Linked DNA regions of Homo sapiens: all the other regions are linked to region 1. The links are chromatin loops, found by intact Hi-C in ENCODE. Cell type or tissue: mammary epithelial cell. All regions are shown on one strand.

What was found. Peaks named below come from ENCODE experiments on the same cell type or tissue, not always from the same donor. Only the 100,000 strongest peaks of a DNase experiment are listed, where the experiment ranks them.
Region 2: it touches region 1 in a loop (17-fold over the local background); 72 of 110 quality-filtered maps call a loop at or near these places.
Region 3: a loop joins it to region 1, with 12 times the contacts of the local background. A loop is called at or near these places in 28 of 110 quality-filtered maps.

Annotation. Positions count from the first base shown.
Region 1 is chr11:12,277,326-12,285,325 of GRCh38, forward strand. It overlaps a transcript of MICAL2 not described here. Among named protein-coding and RNA genes, the nearest start is that of PARVA, 96 kb to the right of the region's middle. In mammary epithelial cell, a CTCF peak has its summit at 4,710 (motif pointing left); DNase peaks (open chromatin) are centred at 4,676 and 7,906; H3K27ac peaks cover 487 bases.
Region 2 is chr11:11,927,453-11,935,452 of GRCh38, forward strand. It overlaps USP47 (ubiquitin specific peptidase 47), which reads left to right. Exons shown (of 28, transcript NM_001282659.2): 12 at 1,982-2,113; 13 at 2,592-2,668; 14 at 3,244-3,299; 15 at 5,552-5,664; 16 at 6,379-6,483. Among named protein-coding and RNA genes, the nearest start is that of DKK3, 77 kb to the right of the region's middle. In mammary epithelial cell, a CTCF peak has its summit at 4,195 (motif pointing right); a DNase peak (open chromatin) is centred at 4,189; H3K27ac peaks cover 257 bases.
Region 3 is chr11:12,084,655-12,092,654 of GRCh38, forward strand. It overlaps LINC02989 (long intergenic non-protein coding RNA 2989), which reads left to right and starts at 2,217. Exons shown (of 2, transcript NR_186297.1): 1 at 2,217-2,466; 2 at 4,468-4,787. RefSeq lists a silencer at 7,568-7,862 and an enhancer at 7,755-8,000. In mammary epithelial cell, CTCF peaks have their summits at 2,954 and 3,739 (motif pointing right); DNase peaks (open chromatin) are centred at 1,817, 2,117, 5,747, 6,207 and 4 weaker places; H3K4me3 peaks cover 469 bases; H3K27ac peaks cover 7,187 bases.

The sequences.
Region 1 (8,000 bases):
ATTGGCTACAGCATGTCACAAGGCCTAAACAGATTCAACAAGTGGGGAATAGGCTGCTCTCTTTAGGGGAAGAGCTGCAAAGCCCCCATTGCAAAGGGGCATGGATCTAAAGGGAATAATTGCAACCATCTTTGCAGACAAATTCCCACAGCCTCCCAGAGGAGGTGACATTTAAGCTGAGAATTGGTTGGCAAGAAAGGACAGCAAAGGGAGAAGGGGAATGCAGGAAGTGACAACAGCTAGTGACAGGCCCCTGGGTGAGACTGAGTGTGTCTGGGCTAAGAGAAGGTCGGTGCGGCAGGTACACCCTGAGTGGGAAAAGAATAAGAGATTACACCAGGAAGGAAGGCAGGAGCAAGGCTTATAAGACAAGGTAAGGAGTTTAAATTGTGTTCTGGGTATCCAGTCATGCATCGCTTAATAGCCGAGATATGTTCTAAGAAATGTGTTATCAGGTGATTCTGTCATTGTGTGAACATGATAGAGGGCATTTATGCAAACCTAGATGGGCAAGCTCACTCCACTCCTGGGCTATATGGTGTAACCTATTGCTCCCAGGCTACAGACCTGCACATTGTGTTACTCTACTGAATACTATCAGCAATTGTAACACAATGGTAAGTATTTGTGAATCTAAATATATATAAACATAGAAAAGGTACAGTAAAAATACAGTAGAAAATATAAAAAATGGTTCACCTATATAGGGCACTTACTATAAATGGAGCTCACAGGACTGGAAGTTGCTCTGGGTGAGTGAGTGGGTGAGTGGTGTGTGAGTGTGAAGGCCTAGGACATCGCTGTACACTACTGTAGACTTTATCACACTGTGCACTTAGGCTACCCTACATTTATTTGAAAAATATTTTTCTTTCTTCAATAATAAATTGGCTTACTGTAACTTTGTTACTTTCTAAACTTCTTTATTGTAGTAACACAGCTTAAAACACACACACACATTGAATAGCTGGAAAAATATTTTCTTTCTTTATACCCTTATTCTATAAGCTTTTTTATTCTTTACTTCTTAACTGACTGGCAGCACTGTAGGTTTTAAACCAGCATCACTGCAAACACGTGAGTGACACCTTTCCCTACGATGTTAACAAGGGCTGCGGCGTAAATAGGTGATAGGAATTTTCCCGCTCCATTATAATTTTATGGGACCACCATCAAATATGGGTTATATTGCTGACTAAAACATCATTATGAAAGACATGACTGTAATTCAAAGAATTTTTAAGTAGAAGAGTAACATCTCATTTACAGTTTTCACAGATCAGCAGGCCTCGCTTTGGGGAATGGATGAAGCAGGCGTGTGTGAGGATAAAGGCAGGAAGAGCAGGTGGAAGCCTGCAGCTCGGGGTCAGGATGGGAGCAGTGGAGATGGATTTGTTAATGGACTGAATGAGAGGGAAAGAGAATTTCAGAGTGACTCTCAGAATTTTTCCAGAGTGACTGAATGGCTGGTATGGTCATTTCTAAAGTTATCTTGAGGTGGGGAAGATTTCAGAGAAGGTGCACGTTAGTGGAGAAAGTCAAGAGTTCTGTTTTGGGCACGTTGGGTTTGAGATGCCGGTGTCTTTGTGGATGTCAGGTAAGTGGTTGAATATGTAAGTGTTCTGGGAGGCAGGGCTGGAGATGGTGATTTTAGAGGCTATTAAAGCCCAGGGCTCTGATGGGTTGTTTCCACAGTAAGAATATCTTCCTGTAGACAAAGAAGAGCTGGGCTCAGAAGAGAGCTCTGGGGCATTTGAACATTCAGTAGGCAAGTGGAGAAGGAGCTAGCAAAACCCACTGGGGAGCAAAGGAACCAGGAGATGGCACGTGGTGGAAGCCAAGAGAAGAAAGTGTCTCAAGAGGGAGGGTTTGGTTCTCTGCATCAGAGGCTGCTGGAGAGCCCAGTCGGATATGTATAGAGAAATGACCTTTGGACTTTCCAACGGGAGGCTCATTGTTAACTTGGACAAAGTGGCCTCGGTGGAGTGAACGAGTAGATGTGGGGAGAACATGAGGGGAAAGCAGGGACTGCAGTTGTAGACAACTGGCTCGTCAAGTCTTGGTCATGCAGACTCTGGAATGGGGCTTGGGAACATAGGCTTGAGCATCCCACAGGTGATTCATTCTGATGCCCAGAGAAGGGAAATGACCTGCCCTGGATCACACAGCCTTCAGAGTCTTCTAAGCCTCCACGTAGGCAGGCCTGTTTCCATAATAACAGGCAGAAACCCAACTCAAACTAGCTTCGGTAACAAAGGCAAATGCATCGGCTCGTCTGACTGGGAAGTCCAAGGGTGGTCCTCATTCAGGCAGGGCAGGAGCCAGAGTCTCAAACAGCCCCTCTCCCTTCCTGCCTCTCTCTCTGCTGCTTTTACAGCCATTGGCAGAGAGGCTGTCTCCACACATGGAACTCGGCTACTGAGGGTCTCAGACCGTATCCATAAATTCATGTCCTCAGGTCAGGATGCCAAGGCAGGCCTCCAGCTGCTACTCCCACATCACATACTTCCCTCTGGGAACAATCAGTGAACAGGACTGGGGCACCATGACCAGCCAGGCTTGGGCACTCTGATGGATAGGGGGTCTGCCATAGACACAGGTGGACGAGTGGCAGTGACCTTGTGGAAGGAACCCTGCTGGATTTCCATGTACAGAGAGTGTGTGGATATATATAGTTTCACTAACACATCACTGCTTGAGCAGTTTTGTACTTTCCCATCCTGGAACTGCGTGTGCTTGGGCTGCCCCTCTGTCTAGGACACCCTGCCTCCACTTCTTTGCCACTTGAATTCCAGTTATTTAAGGCCCATGTTAAATACCACCCACCCCTCACCCCCACCCAGGTAGAATTTTCCATTCCCTCATCCATTCCATGGGGAAGAGAGCAGTATTTAAATGCCTGAAGTTTCGGGACCAAGTCCCTAATGATGAGCTTATCTGACCAGAGAGACCTTAGGAGTCATGCTCCGGGGCAGGTGCAGGTGAGCAGAGCAGGCTTTATTCAAACAGCTCCTCATGCATTGCTGGGCCCCTTCTGCTCTGAGCCAAGCCTGTATTGTTCTGCTCTGGCTGCCATAACAAAGCACCACAGACTGGGTGGCTGAAACAACAGAAACGTATTTTCTCACTGATTTGGAGGCTGGAAGTCTGAGATCAAGGTGTGGGCAGGGTTGGTTCCTACTGGGGGATTGGAGGGAAGGATCTGTTCCAGGCCTCCCTCTTTAGCTTGTAGATGGCATCTTCCTGTTTGCATAGTGTTTTCCTTCTGTGCCTGTGTGTGTCCACATTTCCTCTTCTTAGAAAGATATCAGGTGCATGGGACAAGGGCCCAGCCTAACAACCTCATTTTACCTTAATGACCTCCTTAAAGGCCTTATCTCTAGATGCAGTCATATCTGAAGGTACTTGGGGTTAGGACTTCAGCATATGAGTTTTCAGGAATACAATTCAACCCATAACAAAGTCCGAAGCTGGGCTCTGGGCACACAGGACTAAGCCCAGGCCCCCCAGGTGCGCTGGAGCAGTCCTGGGCAGGACGCAGTGTGGGTGTGTTGGGGCATGGGTTCCAGGCCCCCTGACTCACCCACCCACTCCTTCCTCCTTCCAGCTCTGACACAGAGTCTGACTATGGTGGCAGCGAGGGCTCCCACACAGAACCCTGTGAAGAGAAACCCTGGCGGCCAGGATCCCCGCATCTACCGCACACGTCCCTAGGGGAGGCCCTGAGCAGGGCAGTCTCTCCACAGTGCCCTGAGGAGCCCAGAGCTGTGCACGGTAAGCAGAGAGCCCACCAGGCTTGATTCTGGGAAGTGGGGAGGGAACAGAGACCCCCACAGCTGAATTTCCCTCTTGGAGGACCAGGTGACAGGAAGCCTCGCCCTCAGGCTTCAAGGCGGTGGGGCTAGGACCTTTGGGGAGTGGGACGCAAGTGGCAGTGAAGGGACTTGAACCAGGCCTGGCTTCCCTCTCCATGAGAAGCTTTGGAATCCCAGTGGGGAAGACATCACGGGGACTGGCTGGCTGTGGTTGGTCACAGGCTGGCAGGGATCAGGGGCCCGCAGGTCTCTCTTGCCTGGAGTGATCGCTCTCCTGCCTCCTGTATGGGCACCTCCTTAGGGGCCCCTCCAGCATCCCATAGCCCCTGAGGGAAGGGAGCTGGGTCCAGCTGCTGTTGGACAACATGCAGCCCTGGATGGCATCATCTCCCTGGGACCACCTGCACAGCACCGGGGCCATTACCAGTGTTTGGGGCTTGTGGGATGCACCCAAACTTCTACACAACAATTAATACACTTTTACTGCATACCTGTAATGGGCCAGGACTTTTCCCATACGTGTGGTCATCCCAGGATGACCCTGTGGGGTAACTAGTGCGAAGCCTGTTTCACAGGTGAGCAAACAGGCTGAGTGGTCTCCCGAAGTCTCAGCCAGTGCTGGTGCCACCCTCCAGCCACCACTGCCCAAGCTCTGGCTTACTAAGAGGTAGCTGTCTTTAGCAGCCCAGCTTGTGTTTAATACAAAGTTGACCTGGAACTGAGTGTTTTGATTCAGTCAACAATTTGGGACCAAATCGTCTGATTTATGGGTAACTTCTGGACGAGCCTGGGAAGAAACAGTCTAACCTGACGGAAACTTGCTGCCCAATGGCCCCACAGCCTTAGTTGCCCTGGGAGAGCTGGAGCTCAACTTGTCCTGCATCGCCACCTGGTGGTCATGAGCAGAATTGCCACCTGGTCCGTGAAATGTTTTCAGGAGTGATGGTTTCCCAGGAAGACGAGGGCTGGGGCGGAAAGAACTCATATAGATATTTTTAAATCCTGGAATTGTTGAATTTACTCTAGAAATGTTGAATTTTACCCTCATTTTTTAAAAAAGTGACACTTTTTAAAAAGGACAGATTATCATCCAAACACATTTGTTAAGTACCATTTGTGGGGCTGTGCAGAAAGGCTCAGCACTGGCACTGAACTGAGTACTCTCCTGTGCCCAGCTGGGTCCAGCCCCACCTCTGGTTACTGCGTGGCCTTGGTGTACCCTTCCATCCCCCTGGGCTCCAGCTCCCCATTTCCAGATATGAAGTTGGCCTGCCTTTCATCCCTTCCCTCCATTTCCCCTCCAATTGCCAGACGGTTTTAGGCAACTTACAAGAAAAACATAAAACAAAATTGTACATTTATAAATATGAAAGATCAAGCCTCAAAATCAGGTCTAACAAAACCAGTTTAGGAGGGATAGACCCCAGAGAGGCAGACCATAATCCTAAACAGTTGCTCTAATTGAATCATAAGTTTGATTCTGAGTTTTCTAGCTTCCAGCATTTAAAAGGAAACACAGAACATCGTTACTCTCATTGTTTATGAGGAAAACATATATTGGTTTGCAGCAGGTCTCTGAGTAGGCACAACTTCTCCTAATGCTTAACTCTGTAGTTTCTGGCTCATACCAAATAGATGATATTGAGAAATGTGTTCGATCATGTCTTAACAGTTCCTCAGAAAATGCAGCCTTAGTATTCTCGAGGCTGTTTCTTACAGCAACCCTTGCTGGAAGGTGAGGGCATGACAAAAAAACATGACTCAGTGATAGCAGTTTTCTTAGCGGGATGGGGTTGTGTTGGGAGACTAGTTGGGTTGGGTAGTGAAGCCAAAGCATTTTGTTTCTGACAGTCCAGTTTAACGCCAGAATAAAATACAGAGTAGGTAAGTGGGTAGAATGCGTGACTCTCAAACAATTCTTTGTCGAGTTAGTCTTCATCAGTCATTGTTTTATCATTGCTAGGTGGACCACATTGTACAGTTAAGCTCTCTGGCACAGGTCTAAGTGCTGTGCTTTGTGCTGCTGGTTATGGTAACCCCATCACTTTACCAAATAATGCAGGGTTGACCCTTTGTGTGGGTTTTATGGAGCTTCATTAACCACAATTCTCACCTGGATAAATGCCTCCAAGGTAGACCAAGGGAATGCCAGACAAGACCAGGATATTGCTTTGAAAAGACTCCTGGTTGCAGTGTGGAGTTTAAAAAAAAAAAAAAAAAAAGACTCTACGTTGGTCCAGCCATGCTCATAGAAGCATTATTCACATTAGCCAAAAGGGGGAAACAAATCAAATGTTCAACAGACAAATGGATAAACAAAACGCAGTATATCCATACAGCAAAATGTTATTCAGACTTTAAAAAGAAGGGACTCTGACATGTGCTACAACTTAGATGAACCTGCAAAGCATGCTGCTAAGGGAAATAAGCCAGTCATAAAAGGACATACATCAGTTTGGGATGAGGGCAGAGTTCTGGAGATGGGTGGTGGTGAGGTGGTGATGGCTGCACAGCAGGGTAAGTGTACTTAATGTCACTGAAATCTAGACTTAAAAATGTATAAGTAACAATTTTTATATTATGTATATTATTTTCCACAATTTTTAAAAAGACTTCGGGGACTACCTTGGCACATGAAGAAACTTATTACATCCTCAAAGTTCACAGAGCGTGCCCAAGAGGATGGCCTGAAATACAGCTCACACCCTATGTTATGGAGGCTGCAGAAAGCCCCCTAAAACATCAGGGTCAGGGATTCGTGATAATCTTGTTTAAAAGGCAGATTCCCAGGTTCTCACCATCAGAAATTCAGATTGAGTGGGTCTGGAGTGGTGCCAAGTGTGTGCATTCTGTGTAAGCATCCCCAGGGGCTTTGACACAGTGGACCATGTTCTACACTTTGGGAGTTTCAGAAATGCAGCTTTGTGGAAGGCCTTCCTAGATGAATTCATTGTGAAATCCACACCCAAGCAACTAAATGAATCGATCTAGTGCATTGGACTCTTAGCTATAAACTAATTAGATTTAGGAGAACAACCTGCCCCGAATTATTCTGGCTTAGAGGAATTGATATTTATCCATCTTTTTTTCTGGCAATAATTTGATCCAATGGAATATGGAGGACACTTATCAGTTTGTAGCAATGAAATGATATCATCAGCACCACATGGGAAAATACCCTCTCACTCCTTTTACAGTGGGTCATGCACTAAGATCTCTGAAAGTGCTCCTTTAAAATAAATAAACACACATAGAATATAAGCTAAAAAGAAGGGATCAGCCCACTTTATGCTGCTCAGCATTACTAGATGAAGTCATTACTACCCACCCTATTGTTCCCGTTGTGGTAAAAATGTGTGCATGTGTGTTCTATTAACACCAGTGATGGAAAATCTCTCTTGAACTTTAGCCATTTCCAATAGGTTCCATTCCACAAAGTTACAAGCTAAGAAGAAGCAATTAGAGCTTTATGCAATTTTTTTTTTTAGAAATGTCTTCATTAAGTGATTAAGAGGCTAGCTTTGGCCAGCAGGATGTAGCTGTGCTTAAGACCTGCTTGCTCCTTATGGAAAACATCCAGCCTGGAAAGCCCAGGCAGCCAGCAATTGGGGGGTGGGCTATTCATCTCCTCATGGGGAGCTGGGAAGACTGTGTGCCCATCCATACAGGCTCCTCCTCAAACCCATGGGCTTGATTTTGAGAGCAGGCCTGTGGGATTGGGAACCTGCCAGACAGAGCAGACATGAAGCGCCTCCAAATGTAACCACCCGAAGGGTTCTCCTTGCCTGCTGCCTAGACTGAGCTGATTTCTCAAGACAGGGGAATTGCGATAGAAAAAGAGTTTAATTTACACAGAGCTGGCTGTACAGGAGACCAGAATTTTATTATTACTTAAATCAGTCTCCCTGAAAACTCGGGGATCAGGATTTTTAAAGATAATTTGTTGAGAAGGGGTTCGGAAAATGGGGAGTGCTGATTGGTCAGGTCAGAGATGAACTCATAGGGAGTCAAAGCTGTCCTCTTGCACTGAGTCAGTTCCTGAGTGGGGGCTAAAAGACCAGATGAGCCAGTTTATCAATCTAGGTGGTGCCAGTTGAACCTCTGAGCGCAGAGTCTGCAAAATATCCCAAGCACTGATCTTAGGCTTTACAATAGTGATGTTAGCCTCAAGATGCAATTTGGGAA
Region 2 (8,000 bases), 350 kb before region 1:
TACTATAATGACAGAGTTGAGTAGTTGCGACAGAAACCGTATGGCCCAGAAAGCCTAAAATACTCACTCTTTGACCCTTGCATTAGTGGGCCAAATGATCTAGATTTTAGTTCTTACTTTGCTATTAATAAACTGTATCACTTTGGACAAATCATTTAATCTGTGTGCCTTTCATTTGCTACATTTTGGAGGAATTTGGACTAGGTGCTTTCTGTTCTACGCAGATCTAGAAATTTGTAATTCTGTTTGCTAGTACCATGTTTGAAGATGTATCCCCTTTTAATTAGGAGTAATGTATTGCTTTGTTAAATAGTAGTAAAAGAGAAGAAAATGTTAGGACACGTTTTTATGTAATTTTATTTACAAATTATCATGCTACATTTGGATGAAGGCACTTTACTTTCCTTCCTACTTTTTGGCAATGTATTTGTGATTTGAAACTAAAATTATTGCAATTGGGAACCCTTACTCTGTCATGACTGTATTATCTTTGCTTTAAAATAGATATATACAATTCTAATTTGGAAGGTGATTCAGTCTTCTGAATATATCACCATTATTGTCATCTAGAAGTTGCTGCTATTAGAATTTTCCAGGAAGATAATTATGTTGGCTTTGATCATTATGATGAAACTTAAAAAATGTATAGCTGTTGGTTGGCAGACTTTTTCTGTGTTTATTTTTTTTCTAAATGGGGAGACTGCTTATGATAAGATATTCATATCATTCAGTGATATCAAAATTTTGTCTAGTGTATTTACTACATTCAAAGCATTTTAATTTAATAACATGGGGTTACCACATTTCATAAGTTGTTCAATGCTTTAAACACATTTTGGATTGCAAATAAATTCTGAAACTTCCTCCCTATCACCACTGTAATTAATTTTAGTTTTAGGAATAAAATTTGAACCACAAAACAAGTTTTCAGACATTTTCAAAATTTGTTCTAGAAATTTCACTAATTAACAATATATTGTGGTCAGTTTAAAGTTATTTTAAGATAAATTAGAATTTCTTGAAAGTTATAGAAGGCTCTACAATGCTTTTTAGGAAAAGAATAAAGAAGAGAAACCCTAGTACTTGTAGAAAAGTAAATAAAATAAAGCTTGTCTGTCATAAACTGGAAATCTTCTGATGTCAAATTGCCTTTTTAACCTCCTTCTCTGTTTCTGTCTTCCTACCTGTTCTTTTTTTGTGATAGAGTTACTGGTTTGCAGAGTCTCTAGTATCTCAAACTGTCTTAGGAGTTGTGAAGTACATGGGCTTCTGAAAGAAAAGATTGTCTTAAATATAAAAATAAGTCATTATAAATGACCTCTTTTTTTTAAACAAGTTGCCTCTTTTCTTGATTTTCTTCCACAAATACTTAAGTTTGCCTAAAATAATCTTTAGTTCCAAACTTTAAAGAATTGTTTGCAGAACAGGAAGCTAAAGAAATAATATTAATTTATTGTAGATATAGTATAATTCAGGATTCATTCTTAATATGAGAGAACAAATCAGTAGATCATGATATCACAGATAATGCATAAATACATTAGAAGATGTTCCAAATAATTATATTCCTCAGCTCTTTTGTAAAGGAAATAGAATTTGAATAAGAAACAGTATGTTACTTCGGATTTTTTTTATCGACTGTGTATTTTAGAACAGCACTGTAATTAGCATCTGCTTCTGAAATTTTAGACTATTATTTAATTTTTACATATGTAAGTTTATATTTACAGATATATATGGTTTCAAAGGTTATAGCATAATTAAAATGTGGAAGAGTGCACTGATGAAACTTGTGTAACTTCTGGTATATACAGTTGTTTGATAACTTGCCATTTTTGTTTTACCTTAGGGGAAAGTTGACCTGTAATATATAGGACAACTTACCATGTTACTTCTCTGTGTGTTAACAGAGAATAGGAAATACACAAATAAGGGTTGTGTTTTCCTTCTCCTCTGAGTTACTTTTATTTTTTCCCCTTAGAATTCCTTGATCTATGAACTTTTCTCTGTTATGGTTCATTCTGGGAGCGCTGCTGGTGGTCATTATTATGCATGTATAAAGTCATTCAGTGATGAGCAGTGGTACAGCTTCAATGATCAACATGTCAGCAGGGTAAGGAGGTGTCCTTTAAGATTATTACTCTGAAAGGTGGGAGTAAGGATGTTTCTAAACAACAGTAAAGTTTATTAAGAATGAGTGAATCTGTCTAGTGATACATCTTAAGACCCATATCAAATCTGTCTTTAATTTTTGCTTTTAGTAAAGTTCTTGCCTTTGTTTATTATTTCTTTGTTTTGCTTTGTTTTGTTTGGGGCTTGCTGAATATCTCCAGAGATAGACTACCAATTTTCCTCTGGGCCTGAACCTTCATAGGTGCTACTTGTGCTTCACGTGTGATTAGGAATACTAGAACTGGCTGGCTGGTAAGCAGCCACTGATTATGATTAAATTTTGTGAATTGGTAGCTGTGTGAGCAATCATGAAGGTCTTTGATAGCATTTAACTCTGAGGCTAAAGATTGAGTTACATATTGACGTTAATGTGATAGTGTTATAGAATTTGCAAAAAAAATCATGTAACACATTTTCAGATAACACAAGAGGACATTAAGAAAACACATGGTGGATCTTCAGGAAGCAGAGGATATTATTCTAGTGCTTTCGCAAGGTAAGCAATTTCCTAATTTTCAGTGTTTAAAAGTTAGAATTAATTATAGCTTCTCAGTGTTTTTTTATCATCAAAGATTTAACCAAGGGATTGAGGAACTACAACCCATGAGCCAAATCCAACCTGCCTCCATATTTTGGAAATAAAGTTTGAACACTGACATAGCCATTTGTTTCTATATTATGTGTTAATGCTTTTACACTATAATAACATAGTTGAGTAGTTGCAGCACAGACCATATGGCCTGCAAAGCCTGTGATTTTTACTATTTGGTCCTTGCTGGAAACAACTTGCTGGCCCCTGACTTAACTGTTGTATGTAGACATTCCAATACACAGTTTTGTTAAAGACTTTACTGTATTACCAAGAGGAGATACGGAATCTTCTCTAAATGTGATAAGAGGAAACAGATTTTCCTCTTATCTGGAATGTTTTAAATCTCAGTGTGTCTGTGAACAGTGACATGATTTTCTAATTGTTTTTTAAAAAATCACAATTTAAATATTTCATGCTTAGAAGTGGAATCTTTTTAATCTACTTTTTGTCCTTATTAATCTTTTTTATGTTTCTACTAGTTCCACAAATGCATATATGCTGATCTATAGACTGAAGGATCCAGCCAGAAATGCAAGTATGTTTACCTACAGTTATTTGATTTTAATTTGTGTTATAAACTAATTTCTTTTGTAAGTTTGCAAACCCAGATAACTACTTTTAAATGATAGGATAATTAAGTTGTTTTATGCCTGGAAGAATTATTTACAAAGACTGTTACAAAATAATACCAAATGTTAAGGACCTTGAAAAAATGTTGTTGAATTATTTTTTAATATATGAAGAGACAAAACTACATTAAATAAATTGAATGTTTATTAGTAGTAAGATTATATTATGTGCAGTCTGATGTAGGGACGATAACATTTTTGGAATTATTGCTTTTAAAATATTGCAGTGTTTGTTTTTTCTTGCTAATTCTGACTCAGGCTGTATTACAAATATCTAGGGGGGTGTGTACAGATACATATACAGGTGATGTGTTTGCTCATAGTCTTTTCATAATTAAAAAAAATATAATCACAATCTTTGATTTCAGTATATTTCCTTTGTTTAGACACTACCGTTGCTATTAGTAAATCTGTTTCAAGCATTATGTTTTTATTCACATTTTTGTAAACCCTCATTAGATGGTGAATTCAATTGGTACAAGGCTTAGGACTTACTCATCTTTTCACATAAAGTATATTCTAGGATCTGTCATATAGTAATGTTCAATAATTTACTATGGAATTATTGAAAAAATAAATGGAAATTATAGTAAGTCATTTCAGAACAGAGATTTAAGAGCAGAAGTAATCATTTGTACTGTATTATAAAGAAACTACCCCAAAGAGTAAGCTGACCCAGGTCATAGCTATCTGGAAGCAGAGCCAGTATTGTAATTCATGTCCCTCACGTGGACCCAACCTTCCAATAGTGCAATAACTCAGCCTTCTTTTACTCCCCCAACTCTAGTTTTGTTATAAAGCACCAGAGGGCGCTGTATGACATGACATGGAATATTTTTTAAATTAGAGTTCTTTCCTAGAAACAACAGCTTTTACCTTTTACGGACACATGCTGTTTTTGATAAAATTTTTTTCCCCTTTTTAATGCCAAATAATCATTGGCTTTATTAAATGGTGTCATAATTTCATATTGTCCCTTTGAATGCTTTGAGTTACATATGAAGTTGTAATTATTAAGAAAAACTTTCGTAAAAATGATTATATGTGAGTCTATAGTAATGATTTTTTGCATATACTTTATTCTTTTAACTAATTGTTTAAAAGTAGCCTCACAAATTATATCAGGCTGTCCTCGCATTGCTATAAAGAAATACCCAAAACTGAGTAATTTATAAAGAAAGATTTAATTGTCTCACAGTTCTGCAGGCTTTGCAGGAAGCATGATGCTAGCATCTGCCCAGCTTCTGATGAAGCCTCAGGGAGCTTTCAGTCATGTCAGAAGGCAATATGGGAGCAGGCATTTCACATGGCAAAAGCAGGAGCAAGCAAGTTCCGGGGTTGGGGGAGGGGTGCCACACACTTTTAAATGACCAGAACTCATGAGAACTCAGTATGGCAAAGAAAGCACCAAGCCATGAGGCTTGACCCAGACATCTCCCACCAGGCCCCACCTCCAGTATTGGGGATTCCAATTCAACATGAGATTTGGGCGAGGACAGATGTCCAAACTATATCACATAATCATCACTTTTTGTATTCAAATGAATCTTGACCATATAGAGAGGGAGAAATCCAATAGATGAAGGTGTCAGTTTTATGACTCTGCATTCTTTGGTTAGGAAGCAGCTAAAGACTGCTTTGAGAACACAGGAAAGATAATAGTAAACAAATGGGTAGTACTCAGTAGCAGCAACAGCAGCAGTATTTATTAAGTTTTATTGTATCTCAGGTAGTAACTTTATGGGGTAGATGATATTAATAAGCTGAAGAGACCTACATTTGGAGAAGTAAACTTGCCCAAGGTCACACAGTTTGATGGGGATGGCATGATTTGAAGTCAGAAATTATTTTCAAGTTGCAGAGAGCTTTTTCATTCTAAAATATTAATCCACATACTGGAGTTGTTCTGGAGCCAAGAGCCATTTTGAATAAATACATGGCTCTTTAAGATATGGACCTAACCATGTGTCCCTGTTAACTGTCTCTTAACCCTTTTCTGGACGAAGCTTGTATTCCAAGTTGAGAGAAGGATGTAATGGAGATATATCTCCATGAGTGCTACAGTAGAAGTATATACCATGAGAGCATAGTGAAGCAGGATGAATAAAGGCAGCTCAGTTTCAGTGACACTGTCTTATCCTGTTTTTATTACTAATAGAATTTCTAGAAGTGGATGAATACCCAGAACATATTAAAAACTTGGTGCAGAAAGAGAGAGAGTTGGAAGAACAAGAAAAGAGACAACGAGAAATTGAGCGCAATACATGCAAGGTTGAATTCCATCATTTTATTTTTAATTGAAAGTGCTATTTTTAAGCTCGCTTACCTGCAATTCTAATGACTAACTCATTGGGTTGATTCTGAGACAATTATGCTATCATGATCATTGAACAGTGTAACCAACTATACTATAAAGGTAAAATTTGATTTGATTTGATGTGTAAAAACCCAGTAACATGTAGTGACGGTGCTCAGTGCTGGTGAAGCCACAGTTGAGGTAGACACATTCTCTTATCCTACTAAAAGAAAATAAATCCGTAAAAACTGGATAGAAATTGAGTAGTATTTATCAAGAGCCTTAAGCAAAATCATATTTTTTAATATAATTTCTCTTATGGAATTACCTAAGGAAATAATCATAATTACTGTAATAATCTTGATTACAGGGATATTCATTATAGCATTTTCCAAATTAGGGAAAAATTGGAAACAACACAAATGTATATTGGTAGGGGAATGATTACATAAATATGATACATGCTTATAAGGAAACATGCAGTTGTTAAAATTAATGTTTTTGAATTTTTGTATGGTGTGAGACATAACTGGTGTCAATTACTAAGTGAGAAAGAATAGATAGAAGAGTGATCTCAATTATGTTCTTTTAAAAAATTGCAGTATTTTGACAATTAGGAATAAATGCTATCTACGGAAGAATTGAACTTTGGAACTGCAGAGTTGATGATGATATTTTACATTTTCTAGATAAAATTATTCTGTTTGCATCCTACAAAACAAGTAATGATGGAAAATAAATTGGAGGTTCATAAGGATAAGACATTAAAGGAAGCAGTAGAAATGGCTTATAAGGTATGTTTAATTGCATCATTGGCATTTACTTACTAATACAACAGTATTAACATAATTTCCCAAGTTTTTATAATGGATAATAGTTATATAAACACTGGCAGTAACCTTGGTAACTGGTTAATTTATCTCTTACCGAGTATATTTATACCTCTCCTTTGGAGCATAGTCAGTTGATTTTGAAAATTTTCTCCCTCTGGAAGCCATTTGAAGTTTCTAGATCCCAGAATTAAAATTAGGAACAGAATGTTTATTTGCTCTTTCTATTCATTTAACATACATTTCATGAGTGTTTACTATATGAAACATTAGAGATATTAGAGTGAATAAGATAACATGAGGTGTTAGAGATACCAAAGTGAACAAGGCGTGGTCACTGCCTTCATGGAGTTTACAATCTACTGGAAAGAACAGACAAAACGTACTTAAACATCACAGTTTGCAATTATTTTATTATTTAGATGCTATAAATACATTAGTAGTAAATTGAGAAAATTTATTTTGAAACTTTAACCATGAGAAAGGGAGACAGCGATGCAAAAAGTTGAGGAAGAATATACTGGTCCATAGTCAGATGCGTTACCCATTCCATCACTGGCCCATGCTCAAGGAAGAATATTCGAAGTAGAGTGAACAGCATGTGCAAAAGTGCTGAGGTGAGGAGATGCTTGGCACGTTTAAGAAACTGAAGAAAGGAGCCATATGTTTAGATTGTTTTGAGTGAGCACAGAGTACCATAAAATGAAATTAGAGATTTTGTGAAATAGAAGTTTACGTTTTGTTCTCTAAGAGTAGTGGAAAGTTATTAATGAGGTTTGAAAGGCAAATGGGGTCACTGCTGTTTCACCAGATCATTCTAAATGTCATTTATGATACTTAACAAATATAAGTTTTCCCCTTTCCATATAAGCAGTAACAGAATGACTGAAATTAAACAGTCATTACCTAGAGAAAAAATTGCATACTACATCATTTTGTGTATAATTATATGTGGAACCAATAACATAACTAAAAATAACACACAAGATAGCTGACATTGTTTCTGAAAGTGTGATCCAGTGCAATCTGCACCAGAGTCACATTCTTATTAAAAATGCTAATTGCTGCAGATGAATCAGAATTTCTCTGTTGGAGCCTGGAAATAGGCATTTTAACACATATCTCAGGTGATTCTTAGGCATAGTCAAGTTTGAGAATCACTTATATTATACATCTGGTCCTGCATAGCACTTATCAGTATTGAAATTTTACATTTAATTGTTTGACTATTTTAATTAATATTACTGCCCCTCACTAAACTATAAGCACATACAAGTGCAAAAACCATTCTGGTTTTGCTCACAGTTTTATTTTTAGTACTCTTCCCTGGTATATAGAATAGTCAAAATTGGTTGGGTATGTTGAATGGATAAATGAATGAACAAACATTAAGATGGATGGATGGCTCTGGATTTGCTTCATTTTGGTAAAAATTCTTTAAATATAATGGTGGACTGCAAGCATTAGTCTTGAAAATAGGA
Region 3 (8,000 bases), 190 kb before region 1:
TAAAGCTCAAAGTAGGTAAAATGAAACTATTTTCTTTAGGGATGCAAACTCAGGAGGTAAAACTAAAGGGAAAGGATGGAGACACCACATATTCTAGGGAAGAGGGGATGAGTATGATCAGATAGGGCCACGCAAGGGGTTTGGGGTGCTGGCAATGATTCACATCTTTTTTTTTTTTTTTGAGACGGAGTCTCACTCTGTCACCCAGGCTGGAGTGCAATGGCGCAATCTCAGCTCACTGCAACCTCCACCTCCTGGGTTCAAGCGATTCTCCTGTCTCAGCCTCCCGAGTACCGGGGATTACAGGCATGTGCCACGACACCTGGCTAATTTTTTTGTATTTTTAGTAGAGACGGGGTTTCACCCTGTTGGCCAGGCTGGTCTTGAACTCCTGACCTCAGGTGATTCGCCCACCTCAGCCTCCCAAGGTGCTGGGATTACAGGCGTGAGCCACCATGCCCAGCCAATGATTTATGTCTTGACATGAGTAGTGAGGACATGGGTGTTTGCTTTATAGTTATTTATTAGAATGTATAATTTTCTATGCACTTTTCTGCATGTGCATTCATTTTCATAATCTAAAAAGTAGAAGTGGGAGACAGCCTTGTTTTAAGAGGAGGTTGGATGACAGTGTCACCCTCCACTTTCTTTTCACTTCCAAATTTACCACTGTGGTCCCAGAAGAGAAGTCCCTGCTTGGTGCTCATGTCCCCACCCTTCTCCTGGATCCCCCATACCCTGGGGATCAGTCCGGAGACCTCCACTCTCAGAAGCAAACTCATCCTTGACTGCGCCTGACTCAGCCATCCCTGATTGCATCTTCTGGGCTCTTGTGCTCCCAAGGATGTAATTGAGTGTGCTATGTGGGGAGACAGTCTCATGATTTCCTCGGATGGAAACCAAGTGGAAATAAAAATAGTTGTGCCAGATTGTTGGTGTGCATCACAGCTCAGGAGTGGCCCTGGGATGCCTGGGCCTGGGCTGGAACCTGGCATCCATGTTGTATGCCCGATTTCCTCCACCTCCTCCGCTCAGGGTGCTGGTGTGTATGCCACCTCTCTGAGTGAGACAGGAAGATTGCGTTTAGCTCAAGCACCTTCTCATCAAGACTCTTTCGGAGGGTTCAGAGGGCTTGTTTCTGAAGCACTCAGCAGGCAGCCTGGCATAAAGCAGGTGCTCAGTGACCAGTGGGTATCAGTTGGTCCCTTGCTGCTTTGAGTTGGGCAACACTGAGGTTGGGACTACAGAGGTCATTGCCCCTTAAGAAGAACCTAGAGCAAGTTATCTCTGAGGCCCTCGGAAGCTTTGTTCAAGGGACATTAAGTCCCTTTGTTTGGGGCTGGGGAGTACTGAGACTACAGTTTGGGAAAATGTTGGTCTCTGAGATGTAGGCTGCCTGATGACTAGCTGTGCAAACAAAACCTCGGACTTCCCTCCGCATTTCTTTCCTTTGACCCTTCAGTGTCAGCAAGCTCAGGGTCAGAAACCCTGCACTCAACTCCTTTGCTAGGGATTTGTGGAGGCTGATAAAAGCCCGCAAGGTGGCCAGGGCTGCTGGGCAATGTTGGCATCCTGCTGATACAAAAACTCAGCTTGGATCTCCAGCACCTTCTCCTCAGATAAAGCTGGTAATTTCCTGGAGCAACCACACTTGGAGAGAACCAAGCTTGCAGGGAGCTCAGAGCAGCCTAGGCAGGTCACAGTGGACAGGAGGGATGTGGGACTGGCAGGAGGAAGTCAGGAAGGAGCCTTGATCACTGACTGCAAATAAAAGCTTCATGTGGTGCAATGAAATCACCCTATATGGCTTGAGAGGAAATTCTCTGCAAGGAGCTGCATGCAAATAGGTCATCAAGTAATGGCAAAAATATGCAGCCAAATGGAGGTGCCCCTGCAGTTTCCGTGTCTCCAAGGACTAGATAAACTCCAGGAAGGACTCAGGGCTTGATACCACAAAGGATGGGGAATAAGAGATGCTCCCTCTGCCCCCATGAGCCCCCTTAGCCAGCCTCCTGCCTCCTGCTTCCCATCTCTCCAAGGGGATCCACCCTGAGTCTGACCAGCATCCCCGTGTTCCCTGTGGCCGGGATCAGGCAGGGACACAGAGATTGCTTGAGACACTTTCTGGTGACTAATGCAGTATACTTGAACAGGAAACAGACTGGAAAGGACTTAGGGGGAGCTATAAATAGCCCATGTCCTAAAAAAATGAACTTGGGAAGAAATGGAATTAACAAACTGGGAGGAGAACAAGGAGATCACAGGCTCCAAACAAGACCAAGCTTTCTCTTGGGAAATGAGCTTTTCTCCCAGATGGAGCTCCATCTGCCCTTGCAGGATCAGCTCCCCCAAGTGTGCCCTGCTCCACCCTGGGGTTGACCAGCCAGCTCAGCCTGCCTGCCAATATGATGCCTGGAATTGTCTGTGGTTCTGGGGGCCAAGCCTTGTCAGGATCATCACGTAAGGGTGTGTATGTGCGGAAGGGTGGTGGCTGAGGCTCAGGATTCAAGGACTATGGACCATGGTGGGAAAGTAGAGAATTGGAGCAGTGACAGGTCAGGGACATCCCTTCTGATGTTCCTCAGTTCTCTTCTGTTCTCTGGGCTTCAGCAATCTGCTGTCTCTTGAACCCAGTGAGGGGAGGGGTGAGTCAGGCAGAAGAATGAGCTCAGGTAGGATGGCACGTCAGCAGCCTGGAGTCTGACACCGGCCAAGACACTCAGTGGCAGAGTAATGTAGAATAGAACACTCCATTTCACTAAGACTGGTTCCTTTTCTGTAAGATTGAGAGGTTAGACTAGTTCACTGGATTTGAAATATTTTTATTTTTTAAAGATGCATAACCTTTCTCCAAAGGAAATCACAAGGAAAGAAGAGTACTGCCCTGGTTAAGGTGGGGACTCAGGGTTTCTCACACTTACACTCAACCATTTCCCTTGTGGTAGCCCTGAGAAACTGCCACAGTGCACCAGGGCGTCGCCCAGCTCTGTTGAAAGCCACAGGACTGGAGCACTTGGCAAGTTTGGCTGGCCACCCAAACACAGCTCCTCACGGTTTCTTTCTGTCTTTCCTTTCTCCATAGAGGCTGGAAAGCTAAAACAGTGAAAGGTAATGCTGAGCAATGGAGGCCTAACTAATGATGTCAGTGAAAACAGAGGAGGAACTTGTAATTTACACTCCCCAGCTAACTTCTTCCTCCTCTTCTTCTTTTTTTTTTTTTTTAAAGACAGCATCCTCCTGTCACTTAGGCTGGAGTGCAGTGGCATGATCATGGCTCACTGCAGCCTCAAACTCCTAGGCTCAAGCAATCCTCCTGCCTCAGCCTCCCAAGTAGCTGGGATGACAGAGGCATGCCACTATACGCGGCTCCTAGCAAACTTCTTATATCCTTATTAGTTATTGTGATAGACTGATTGCAAAAACAGCCACAATCGTCTATCCCTTCCAGTCCACACCCTCTGCATCCTCAATCCACACCCTCTGCAATGTGACCGTGTAGCTCCTCCCATCAAGAGACAGAATCCATTTCCCCACCCTTTGAATATGGGCCGGCCTTGAAATTTGCTTTGAACAGTGTTTATTGAAAGTGACAATGTGCCAGCTCCACGCTTAGGTCTTAAGAAGCCTGTGTCTTCTACTGTCTCTCTCTTAAACCCCTGCTGCTGCCATGAGAACAAGCTGGGGCTAGCCTATGAGAAATGAAATATCACACAGAGCAGAGCCGAGTTGTCCCAGCAGAGGCCACCCCAGGCCAGCCATCCTCCAGCCAACCTGCCAGCGGACCCGAGATGCATGAGCAACTAGACTCATGAGAAATAATACATGTTGTTTTAAGGCATACGTTTTGGGGGTAGTCTATTTCTGTTCTAGTATTTATTGTCGAGTAACACACCACCCCAAAACTTAGTGATTTAAAACAATGTATTATATACTCATTTATTACAATCTCCCAAGGTTCTACGCATTGACTAGTCGCCGTGGGGCAATTCCCACCTGGGGGCTTTCAGATGATTAGTCAGATGTCGGCTAGGGCTGCAGGTATCCGAAAGGTTCAGCTTGAGTGGGTGCCTGGGATGGCTCACCCAGGTGGCTGGCACTGGATGCCAGCTCTCATGCTGGACTCAACTGGGCTGTTGACTGCACATGACCTCTGCATGGGCAAGGGCTTTTCACACCGGGGTGCTGGGTTCCACGAGGCAGGAAGAGGATGCTGCTAGGCCAGGTAAGAGTTGTGGCAGCACTGGCACGGCATCACTTTCTTTCTATTCTATTGGTCAAAACAATCACAGCATCGACCCTTGGAAACATAGATGTCACATCTTGATAGGGAAATGGCAAGGTCACATTTCAAAAGAGAAGATAGGATGGGAGATATTGTTGCGGCCATCTTTGGGAAATACAATCTGCCACAGTTGCATAGCATTATTGAAGCAATGAGTAACACAGACAGACATTTTTATTTTCCAGGTCTCCATCTTCCTTGCAGCACTGCTTTCTGTCCAGCCTCCCTGCATACCCACTTCATCACACAGGGAATGGCAAACACTGAGCTGCTGGGGGAAAGGCCTGCAGGGCCCTTCTGAGCTTTGTCGCCAGCTCTGGGGTCAGCAGGAAAGAATGCAGTGACTGACCAGTGATCACTGCCTCAAGGACCACGAGAAGAGGGGAAAGCCCTGGTATGAATGAGCTTGTACCCTTCACCTCGCTGCGTCTTGGTTTCCTCTTTTACATTTTTCTAAGGATTCTTCAGTATGGATATGAGGAAATATAATTGTCTAATTTCATTAGAGAGTGGATCCAGGCAATGCAAGCCGAGTGCTTTGCCAGTACTAGGTGCGGTGGAGGAAAAAATTAGATTATTCACAGGTTCAAATTGAGATTCTCACCTTATTACTCACACAGAGAGACTAAAGGTATCAATTTCTGCTCTCCCCAGCCAGGCCTACCCACAGGAGCTAGAGATATTCAACTGCCTTATTTAGCTTCACCCAGGCCCAGGAGCTGCTGAAATTAGACCTGGCCTGGTAGTGGGAACCCCATCTGGGCAGTGGGAGAGAAAGGGTTAAGATCTGTGATCATCGCATGTTCTTACTCATAAGTGGAAGCCAAACAATGGGAACACATGGACACAGGGAGGGGAACAACACACACTGGGGCCTGTGGCAGGGCAGGGGGAAGGAGAGCATCAGGTCAAATAGCTAATGCATGCTGGGCTTAATACCTAGGTGATGGGTTGATAGGTGTAGCAAACCACCACGGCACATGTTTACCTATGTAGCAAACCTGCACATTCTGCACATGTATCCTGGAACTTAAAGTAAAACTAAAAAATGTTTAAAATAATTAAAAAGAAAAAGATCTGCGTTTATGACCCAAGGTTCCTGAGAAGGCTCCCTGCCTTGGGCCTCCACCTCTGTTCTCAGCTCCAGCCTTTCCCCAGCCCAATCTGGGTAACTGAGCTTCTGCCCCAGGTTTTCCAGTGAGCAAGAAGTCCCCTTAACCCCATTCAGCTGGGATTCTATGGTCTTGCCAACTTCCCCTATCATTTTTCCTTTTAGACCACGCCCTATTCCTGAATCCAAAACCACTTCCTGCTTCAAAGAGGAAGTTCCTTCAGAAGCCAGATGCTGTTACCCACCTGAAAACAAGTATCTTTGGCAAAAGCCAGAGACTCCTCCTGTCAGAGCCCTGCCCACCTGCCTGAGAGCCCCTGCCAGGTCAGCAGCCAGTATGTTAACCCCCCTGAGGGCCCTAGGCCCCCGCTACTCCTGTCCCGGCAGGTCTCAGAGCTGAGCCCAGAGGGTCACGACAGGAAGAAGGCAGATGCCTTCCATACTGACTAGGTTTTTGGCTTGCTTTGCACCAACATCCTGTCTGCCCTGTTTCCTACTGAGGGCAAACTGGACTGGTTTTTAATTAAACCCATTCCCCCAGAGAGCTTGGGGGAGAGATAGCCTCATAGAATTCCTTCAGTAGTTATCAGAAGGAGACCCCGTGGAGGCAGAGGTTGCAGTGAGCAGAGATCGTGCCACTGCACTCCGGCCTAGGCAACAGAGTAAGACTCCGTCTAAAAAAAAAAAGAAAAAAGAAGGAGCCAGGGTGGGGGGTGGGAACAGGAGAGAGGGAGGGGGGAAAGTGAAGTCACAAGTCCAGAGTGGTTCCTTCCTGGCTGAGCTAATGCCCTAGCAATGCACCTTATGTAATGGGCAACTCACCTGAGCGTCTGAGCCCATAGGAGTGCCAGCCCCTCCCTGTGGTGCCTCCCCTGCAGGGCCCACAGCCACACCCTCAGTGCACACACTCTCCTTCCTATCCATCCACTGATACCTGGGGATGACCTTTGAACGATGTCCAGCAAATCAAGCAAATTAAAGGCAATCACATCCACTGTAATACATCTGCTTGGTAGAACATTTGAACAGAGAAAACATTCCCCAGAGCTCCACCCCTAGAGATAGTTTTTCTTTTATTTTTTTCACCCAGGTTGGAGTGCAGTGGTGCAATCTTGGCTCACTACAACCTCTGCCTCCCAGGCTCAAGCAGTTCTCCCACTTCAGCCTCTCGAGTAGCTGTGACAACAGGTGCATACCACCACACCCGGCTAATTTTTTGTATTTTTGGCAGAGACGAAGTTTTGCCATATTGCCCAGGCTGGTCTCAAATTCCTGAGCTCAGGTCATCCACCTGCCTTAGCCTCCCAAAATGCTGGGATTACAGGTGTGAGCCACAACACCCGGACTTCTAGAGATAGTTTCTATATTCTAGAGATGTTTTTATTTTTATTTATGTTTAACCAAATTAAACTCTTCAGTTCTTCTTTCTGGTGCTTCCTTTGGTCTTTAGCTGAGTCCCTCTCCAAAACTAGAGGCCATAGGGTTGCTGTGGCTTTTCCATCCCCATCATAAAGGGTAGTGCTCCCTCAGTGATTGGTTTCAGGATTCTCCCCAATACAAATCAGGCCTCCAAGAACCATGTCCCCTTCAGAGAGGATTCCTAAGCTTCCTCCTCTTCCTCCTCTTCTTACTGCAAGGGAAATACAAGATCAGTCTGGAATGGGCTTCCAGATTCATACAACCTCCCCCAGGACACAGATTCCGGGAGAGAGAAGAGGAAGGCAGGTTTGGAGCCTCCACCACCACCAGTTTCCCTCACGCCCTCCTCTCTCCCTTCCCCTCTTTCTCAACTTCCTCCTTTCCCTCTCTTCCTTCTATGATCTGTCCCTGCCCCTCTGTCTCCTCTTCCTTTCCTTCCTTCCTCCCTTTTCTCCTCCCTTCCTTAGCAGGCAGCAATGAGCAGGTGGCACTGAACTTAGATTCCACCATCACAGGTGGGTAGATCTTGGCTCACAAGCCTGTCATTGACTAGCTAAGTAGCCCTGATTGGAGGAGTCATTTTATTTCCCTGAGCCTTTGTTTCTCATCTGCAACATGGAGATTTTACTCACCACCGTGGTGCAGACAAAGTAGGACAAAGTATCCTTTAACCCAGGGCTTGACACGTGACACTCATCAAACATTGCTGAGCTCTAATCTGCATCAGGATATGGTAAGTGTCTACTGGGTGCTGGGACAAAAGGTACAGATGGGAGCAAGGCAGAGATCCCTAAACAGACCTCTGTTGTGATCTTTGTTGTAATACATGGTAATTATTTGTTTCCAAAAAGAGGTGGAAGGAGACATAGATAGCTTCTACCGCCAGGCATTCAGGCACCAGCTGTGAAGGCCTTCTGCACATTGAAAAACTCAGAGTAGCCTGGTGGCTGGAATGAAAAGTCAACACCAGTTCCCCCAGCAAAATATTTCTCCATTCAGCCTTTTCGGCTCATTGGTTTGCCTGAAATCAGTTGTTTCTCCCTGGGGAAGCAATCTTTAAAATGGTGAGGAGAGTGTGCATCTGATGTGCCTGCACTTGTGCCTGTGAAACAGGGTAGGCTCAGAGCTCCGTGCAGGCCCATGAAGTCCCCTCAGAGACACCAGTGTTGGGTTGTCATAGGGTCCCAG